2 separate regions of the Mus musculus genome follow, and region 1 is linked to region 2. The links are chromatin loops, found by intact Hi-C in ENCODE. Cell type or tissue: gastrocnemius. All regions are shown on one strand. Each heading gives the region's core, and the rest is flanking DNA. Links, peaks and the distances in the headings are about the cores only.

Evidence for each region. Peaks named below come from ENCODE experiments on the same cell type or tissue, not always from the same donor. Only the 100,000 strongest peaks of a DNase experiment are listed, where the experiment ranks them.
Region 1: a loop joins it to region 2, with 6 times the contacts of the local background. A loop is called at or near these places in 40 of 42 quality-filtered maps.

The regions. Positions count from the first base shown.
Region 1 is chr6:22,119,707-22,124,106 of GRCm38, reverse strand. It overlaps Cped1 (cadherin-like and PC-esterase domain containing 1), which reads right to left. Exons shown (of 22, transcript NM_001081351.1): 8 at 3,051-3,123; 9 at 1,683-1,850; 10 at 451-555. Among named protein-coding and RNA genes, the nearest start is that of Cped1, 140 kb to the right of the region's middle. In gastrocnemius, for the core only: a CTCF peak has its summit at 1,929 (motif pointing left); a DNase peak (open chromatin) is centred at 1,877.
Region 2 is chr6:22,491,991-22,496,390 of GRCm38, reverse strand. No RefSeq gene overlaps it. Among named protein-coding and RNA genes, the nearest start is that of Gm38773, 100 kb to the right of the region's middle. In gastrocnemius, for the core only: a CTCF peak has its summit at 2,259 (motif pointing right); a DNase peak (open chromatin) is centred at 2,235; H3K4me3 peaks cover 324 bases.

The DNA of each region.
Region 1 (4,400 bases), core at 239-4,238, 370 kb after region 2:
AGGATGCTACTAGCATATATTCTATTATTGAACTCCTGTGATATTGCTACTACCAATTAAGATTAGGCTGTTTTAAAAAGTCTTATTATATTAATTATGCTTATTTTTCCTCAAAAGAGTAATTAAAAAGTAACAAACTGGTTGCTTGTACATGCCCCAAAGCTAAGAATGAAAGACCTTGGAAATATAGCAACATCTTCCCCAGAGACCTGTGACACCCTGGCAGCTACTGTGATGTCATACCCTTTACTTCTGGTAAAGTCCATATTATTAGCAAACTCTTAAAGCAAAGCATCGACATCTTCCCCAAAGGACGGAAACAGCTTACAAAAGCGTTGTAAAGAAATATCTGTGTGTGGTTTGAAGGGGGAAAATCGGGCAGTTTATGGCTAATCTATTAATATCATAATGTCAGTCACCAAGTGGAAAGAAATGTCACTTTTGTTTTACCAGTTGGAATTGTCCCAAACTCCCAAGTTCCTTTACAAAAGTCCTAATTGAGTGAATTTCCTCGAATGACAGGCACTGATTTAATTCCTTTTCATAGTTTCCGTCCTAGAAAGGGTAAAAAAAAAAAAAAAAAAAAAAAAAAAAGCATTAAGTGACTTGGAACCAGTCAACCATCTTTCCTCACTCCTTCTTAATAAATAGATCAAACTCTGTAACACTCTGTAACAGCTAAACTTATTAAAGTTATAGAATTCACAGAAATGATATGTTGTCACAACACTATCCAAAGATTTAAAAAAAAAACATACTTGATAAGACCAACTGTCTGAGCTAAGCCAACAGTACCTTGGTAGTAAGGGGGTGGGGGCTGTGAGTGCAGGAGACAGGATGTGTGGGACCACAGTTTAGGAATGCAAGTTTCCCCCTTGGGCCTTCTGAGTGCTCTAGAGGTGAAAATATCTCAGAGCATCTGTGCAGGTAGCCCCAGTGTGGATCACTGCCGGTGAAGGGTTTCATAGACTTGCACCTACCAGCCCAGGTTTCCACACAAGTATTTGCCTCCTAGTGTGACCCTGAGATGGAGTGATGCTGTGGGAAGAGGTGTGTATGACAGACACTATCAGTACCTTTGTGAGAATTTTTACATTCTCGTCTTCCAAATTCTCCAAGTATGGGGTTCAAAAAAAAAAAAAAAAAAAAAAACAATGGAGGAATATACTATGATAACCTGTACAGAGATTTTAGTGTATAACCATTGTGCTAGCCTACCATTAAAAAAAAAAAAAATCAGCACTCCTCTGAAACACTCCACCCTGGCTGTCAGCATCTAGCTTGCAGTGCTAACAGTCATGAATATTTAAGCAAATTAATGTTTTAGATCAGTTCCCCTGGAGTCATCCTGGAGTACCCTGGCATCCTAGATTGCCTTTAAAGAGTTCTAAGAGCCTCTGTGAAGTATCCTAAAGTGTATAAACATCTACCATTGTTTCAAAGTATCCATGAATATTCCTCAACAACTGTGAGCTTTTTTACATCACTTTCTTTCATAACCTTTCACAGGCCCACTGAGTCAATATAAAACAATGTTGCCCCTTAGACCAGAAAAAAAAAAATCCAGAAGCTCACAATAATAGGTAATAATTACAAATTAATTTCAAGTAAAGAATTAAATCGCACAATAAAAATAACCGGTGACTGCAAAACCGCTTGTCAGTGTGCAAGTGTGAGCTTACCACGAATGCACCTGCTGAGTCACGCCTCTGCAACATCTCAGAAACCATGGACAGTGAAGACGCATTGGAGAAGAGGAAGTCGAAAGTATCCCTTAAAATAATATTTTCCGCATTTTGGTCCTCCGCGCTGAAATTCTCATCATCGTGAAAATGTAAATGTTCATGTACCTTTGAAGGAAGAGAAGCCAGTACAGTGAAAGGAGCCCTTAAGGCCTGGCTTATTCCAGGTTGGATTGTAGACCAGAGCTGCCATCTAGTGGTCTTCTGGAAGCTAACAGTTTTGTAAACGTGAGGACCGCTTCTGATGAAGGAAGATGCCAATCTTTTTTTTTTTTTTTTTCCATTTTTTATTAGGTATTTAGCTCATTTACATTTCCAATGCTATACCAAAAGTTGTTTCAACAGTGCGTTCATTTATCTTGAAACGCTTTATAGCTTACTATATTTCTCCACGGAAGATAAGACATGACATCCTTCCCCAAACACACGTTTTTAAAAGGTTGATGTCTACGATTACATTTGAAAAGTGAATGGCCACTTAAAGATTCTGTAAGATTGAAAATTTTATAGAAGAATCTTAAAACTGCAAATATTATAGTTTGGGAAAAAAGTAAATATTAGTAGAGTTGAACTCTGGTTACCCATTAGATTATTTTCTTTCCCTTACCTTCCCACTTTATAGCTCAATAGACAGCTTTTAAAAAATAAGTTAATGGATTCAATTTTTAAAATCTTTACCACTGAAGGCTGCTTAGAAGAAAAATATGCTGAGATCTGAAAAAAAATATGCTGCAATCTAAAAGAGTTATAACTCAAAGAAAACTAAAAAGAAAAACCCTCACATTTATAGGTACATATACCAGAAAAACATTTTTAAAATACACAGGACTTTCTATGCCTTTAAATTAAAATTTAAAACTAATTTGTTTATTTGTATTGCTAGGATAAAACCTACAACTTAGTACATTCCAGGCAAGAATTCTGCCAGTGAGCAGTCTGTCTAGTCCCCACAGATTTCTTACTTAAAATGGAGACCAAGGACAGAGTTATCTTTTCACAACACCACGAAAGTCCCTGAGTCACCTGTTTGCTATTACCGATATGTCTTGCTTTTCTCCGTGAACACGTATTTGACTTAATACCATCTTTGTTCATGAATTTGGGGAATTTGGGGAACTACAGGAAACTCGGTGTTTGTCCTGGTGTGTCTGCCATGGTTATTAGAGTTCACAGATTCCCCACTTGTTAGGAGCCATGGGTGCATCAGCCTGTACTGACTGCAATGCTAGTTATTATTAACCAACTGGTAGCTGTGAATGAAAACACACTCTCACCCCCCAATACACACCCTTCATCCTGCTCACTCACCTGGAGCACCACAGGATATCCTGAATCTCCATAACCAACATCAAAGGTTAAAAGCTGAAAACACTGTATACATCTAGAAGGGAAAGAACAAAGTAACGGGACATCAGAGTCTCTTAGCTACTCTTACTCTGCTATTGTAGCATTGTTAATAATTGATACTATTAAATTTCAATAAGTTAAAAGGTCAGTAGCATGCATAATAGGGAATTACATGAAACTGATTGTGGGGTTGAATCTCCTTTGTTCAGTAAAGAAAATGCAAATAGGCCTCCATTTTGCATGATATACTACATTAGCTAATGATGTTATTCCATGAGAACCCTGATATGGTTATTTTTAACACAGACATGTGCAGAAAGTGTGGGAATGAGCACCTCTCTCTTTTTGGACAACTAGAGTTAACATTTCCTTAGAATAAAGCAAATAAGCTAGAGTCAAAGAAGCTGAGGTCCGAGAACAGAGGTGACCCCATTTTCCCATCAAAAGCTTTTGTTTCTTTCTCAGCATCTGAAATCATTAGGACATTTGAGAACAAAATGCATTACATCTAGGCAAAGTTATATGCAGTCAATACTTAGTATATTTGCTGAAAATACTTTAAAGTTGTCTACAATTCCAAATTAATTTTAGGATCCAAGCACAAGCTTGTAGACCCAGCACTTAGGAAGTGGAGACAGGAGAATCATAAGTCCGAGGCTAGTGTATGTCGCAAAGTAAGATTGCTGAAAAAGAAATGATTATGACTATGATGACTATGATGGTGATAGTATGAAAAACCCTGAATTTTATTTCTTCTCACTATTTGGATACAAAAATGGCATGTACCAAACTCTGAAGTCTTAGAATCTGTAAATGAGGCCATGTATGTTTAAAAGATCATATTATAATGTGGTGACATACACTTTTCCAAGTACTATTTACTTTCCATAATTAAGCTTTACACTAATAAATTTTAGAGTCTTCCTCCCTTCTTCCCTCCTTCCCTCAATCCCTGCCTGTCTCTGTCTCTGTCTCTGTCTCTGTCTCTGTCTCTGTCTGTCTCTGTCTCTGTCTCTGACTCTGACTCTGTCTCTGTCTCTGTCTCTGTCTCTGACTCTGTCTCTGTCTCTGTCTCTGACTCTGACTCTGTCTCTGTCTCTGTCTCTGACTCTGTCTCTGTCTCTGTCTCTGTCTCTGTCTGTCTCTGTCTCTGACTCTGTCTCTGTCTCTGTCTCTGTCTCTGACTCTGACTCTGTCTCTGTCTCTGTCTCTGTCTCTGACTCTGTCTCTGTCTCTGTCTCTGTCTCTGTCTGTCTCTGTCTCTGACTCTGTCTCTGTCTCTGTCTCTGACTCTGACTCTGTCTCTGTCTC
Region 2 (4,400 bases), core at 248-4,247:
TTTTTTTTTTTTTTTTTTGGATTTTTGAGACAAGATTTCTCTGTATAGCCCTTGTTGTCCTGGAACTCACTTTGTAGACCAGGCTGGCCTCGAACTCAGAAATCTGCCTGCCTCTGCCTCCCGAGTGCTGGGATTAAAGGCGTGCGCCACCACGTCCAGCTTCTCCTCGGGAAGGAATCCTCAGAATTTTCTTTCGGCCCTTTTTAGCATCTGGCTCATTCCATAAGAGCTCAATTACTCTAGATTCAAATCTATTCTCAGGCTAATGTATATCAGTGTCGTGGTCACCTTGAAGACTTTTTGCCAGTTAGTCATGCATCCTGAAAGGTTTTTCAGTCTATAATGTTATTGTTTTGGAAAGCAAACATTCTTCTAGCAAATGGATTTTGAACACCAGGTTTAAAATGACAAAGAAACCTGCCTGGAGTTCCTGAAGCTTCTGTTCATAGGTGAATTTCACCCTTACCATTTACAATATATTTGGGCTGGAGAGATGGCTCAGCGGTTAAGAGCACTGACTGCTCTTCTGAAGGTCCTGAGTTCAAATCCCAGCAGCCACATGGTGGCTCATAATCATCTGTAATGAGATCAGACGCCCTCTTCTGGTGTGTCTGAAGACAGCTACGGTGTACTCATTTATAATAATAAATAATCTTGGGGCCAGTGAGAGCGAGGTTGACCAGAGCAAGCAGAGGTCCTAAATTCAATTCCCAGCAATCACATGTTAGCTCACAACCATCTGTACAGCTACAGTGTACCCATATACATAAAATAAATAAATACCTCTTTAAAAGCAAAAACAACAACAAAAAAAAAAAACGATATATTCATCATTCATAAAACAGCCCCCTCTTTTCCAAGAGGGTAGTTACTCTATTTCAACAAGGAATTCTATAAGCTGTAAAAAGAGAGATGAACTTTTATTGCTAATACACGCGCGCGCGCGCGCGTGTGTGTGTGTGTGTGTGTGTGTGTGTGTGTGTGTGTGTGTAATTTATCAGATTTCTAAACTTTGGCCAACTTTCATATGTTTAATTTTATAAACTATAAACACTGTAAGAGTTTAAGTTGAATTTTTTAAAAGTTGGGGTTAAATTTTTCTCTCTAGGGGGTTGTTTTACTAACTCACAAAACTCTCCATACACAGCCACTGCTATTAAGAAAGAGAGAAAGCTAAATATATATATATATATATATATATATATATATATATATATATATGATTTTATACACACATGAATACACATGTGTGTGTGGTGTGTATCCCTACCTAATTAAATTTTGACCAGGAAAAGAGCCATAGTTGACCTCAACAGGAGATCACTAAAAAGAAAAGAAAAAAGGGGGCCCAAGTGCCTGACCTAAAATTCCACTCACCCCACCCTGCTTTCCTCCACATTCATGGCATCTTTGGGAAAGAGCTTTGAGTGTACAATATTCGCCCGATTTTTGCGGTGGACCAGGCTAGGCTGATCCTCAGATCTCTTCCTCAGCTGTTTCCACAGCTTAGACCCTGCCTCATCTGACACTGGTTTTTGGCAGAGCCTGGTTCCACCAAAGAATTAGGGCATCTTATACTTCCACATCATTTTGTCTTCTTAAACAGTATGTATTCTCTAAATTGTAAGTAAATAGGTAGGTACCAGTATTTTCCTTTTACAGCTCTTTGAGAAAAGGTATTTACAACGTTAGAAACCAAAGGGGAAGTTTCTGATAGTCAGGGCCCCACACCCTCAGCCTTCCCTGCCTTTCACAGCCAACCTCCTGCTTCTTCTTTAGAATGGTGCCTTTGCACAATAAAAACACCACTTGCATAAAGCATCCAACCTTTTCCTTCCTAAGAAAGTCCCCTTTTCTAATTAAAATATGCAGTAGTCTTAAACACTTCATTACATCTTACAAATTTCAGAAACAGTCTCCTGCTTCAATTTTTGATATTAAATTCAATGTGAATTCTAGCCTCATGTTAACTTTAATTGGAAAAAAGTAGTGCAAAATGTACTTTAAAGGGAAGTCGTACCAGATTAATAAGAATTTCAAGATAAAAGCACGATTGAAATATTTGCTGAGAACCATATCCTTTCATTCAAATAAGGCTAAAGCCGTGTCAAGATTATGAGATTATTTTTTTTCTCAGTATCCCGGAGCAGAGCTAGCGAAGTCTGTGGAGGTGGTTATTCTACTCACCCCTGCAGAAAAATCCACAGAGCAGCCTCAGAAGCAAAAAGCCTTTGGGTCAAATACAGATGCTATTGCTTGTCTCAATCACTAGATGGCGCCATGAGAATCTAAAATAGCCAGTCCTGGCTCATGAGTCCTGAAACAGCTTTGTCAGCATTTCTTAAATTGCGAGCATTCCACTTTTAAAAGAAAAGGGGGGAAAATATTATTTGCTGAAAATTACTTTTAGCAGTTTTGTGGAAAAAAAAACTTTTCTCTAAATGTTTTCAACGACATAGGATTCCAGTAGTAACTGTACTTGTGTTTAAGTCTTGCCACTTTTTCGAAACTGCTTTCCTTCTCTAGTTAAGAACTGTCTACGATGATTAGTCAGCCCCGCAGTGTTCTGCCAAGCCGAAAATGCTGCATTATTGGGCCTTAAAAGCTCTTTCCCAAAGAGGCCATGAATGTGAAGGATACCAGGGAGGGGTGTGCAGAAGGGCTTAGAAGAAAGAAGAAGGAAAAAATGAAATGTTGTAATTAAAATACAATCTCGAAAACTAAGCAAACAAACAGAAAAGCTTTTTTCTACGTTGCATAAATTTCTGAAAAAATCGAAATAGCGGTCGATAGAAGGTGTCTTGCCTAAAGTCAGATACGCAAGCTACTTGTCCCACTGAGCCCAGTTTTTCAGCTTGTGTAACCCAGAGTCATCAAACTGTAATTTCTGTGATTTCACAGGTTAGGTTTGAAAACTATGGCCCCAGACAAAGCCGAGTCCTTATTTTGATGATTTTTGAGAAATAGCCTCAAATTTCCAGATTCGGGGTCGTCTCTTAAATAGATGAAATTTGTCAGTTTATGATTTCCACTTGATACAGAACAGATCTTAGGACATATTTTTCCGTCTGTTAAGTTATTAGCTAAAATGTCTCTGTAGCGGATGCTTCCCTTTGCGCAGAATCCTAAGGAGATGGGGCGGGGCGGGGCAGGCGTGGGATATTCAGCGGCTCTAGTTATTTCCTTTCCTGCAACTCTTCTACTCTATCAGCGTGATTAAGTATCTCCGACAGACCACAGTCGTGCACTAAATATGCGGTGCTTAAAATAGTAACATAATCATTTGTTTGGCAAATGAGGAGTGCAGCAAAGCAGCATAAACTGCTTTTTAAAGCTGAAAGTGTTCTACTTTCTAAATCCCTGAAGTGCAAATTATTTCCAAAGAATGTGCTACTGTCTGAGCGTCTTTCGCTGTCTCGTCTGGTCGTTTTCTACGTTTCTACGCTTCCTTTTCCTTGGGAAACGAAACAGAGGAAAGGAACCTCACCTTGTCTTCCACTCTTCACAAGACATGGGGATTTCTCTCCACACTGTCTGAGACAAAATGGACCAGACAGCAAAGATCTCTCTCTCTCTCTCTCTCTCTCTCTCTCTCTCTCTCTCTCTCTCTCTCTCTCTCTCTCTCACACACACACACACACACACACACACACACACACACACCACCTGTTGCCAGAAGAGTGTGTCTGCAGGTGGTTGGACATAAAGCTTTATAAGAAAGAGTAAACAAACTGTGGACCCCGGGGTACTACCATATTAATCTATCAGACAAGATGTGCCCAGTGGTACAGGAGAGGCATAACTACCCTGGGCTGAAACCAACTCCTTCCCGATTAGATCCGATGCCCTCTTCACAGAAGGGAATGCATACCTTATATGGTAGACTTACTTGGTCAAAAGCCTATGGTTAGAGAGATGGTAGACAGACCCTATCAGGGGGGGCCTACTAATGTTTTTCCTGAACAAATGTCATTAAAATGCCTTCTAAATATTTATGATGACACCCTTAGACTAGTGCAGCTTTCAGCCTTGGCCAGAGAAGCGCCTTTTGACAGTGGGACATGCACACATACAAGTAAATATATAAACGTCATTAAACATTTTTATATAACTGAAAAACAAAGGGGGAAATAATTGGATTGATTCTTATTATCAATTCTAGAATCAAGCAATAGCTTGCTCGGTCTATAAAGTAGTGTTAGTGTGAGATAAAACGGCAGGCTTGGCACTATTGGAAGAAAGAGGTAGGAAGAGAACCAGGAGAGTCAAAACTGGTTTTGTTGTCTCAGAGCACTTTCCTTATAAGACTGAAACTTCATCTGAGCAATGGTGGCACATCTTTAATCCCAGCACTCAAGAAGCTGGGGAAGGTGGATCTCTGTGAGTTCAAGGTCAGCCCA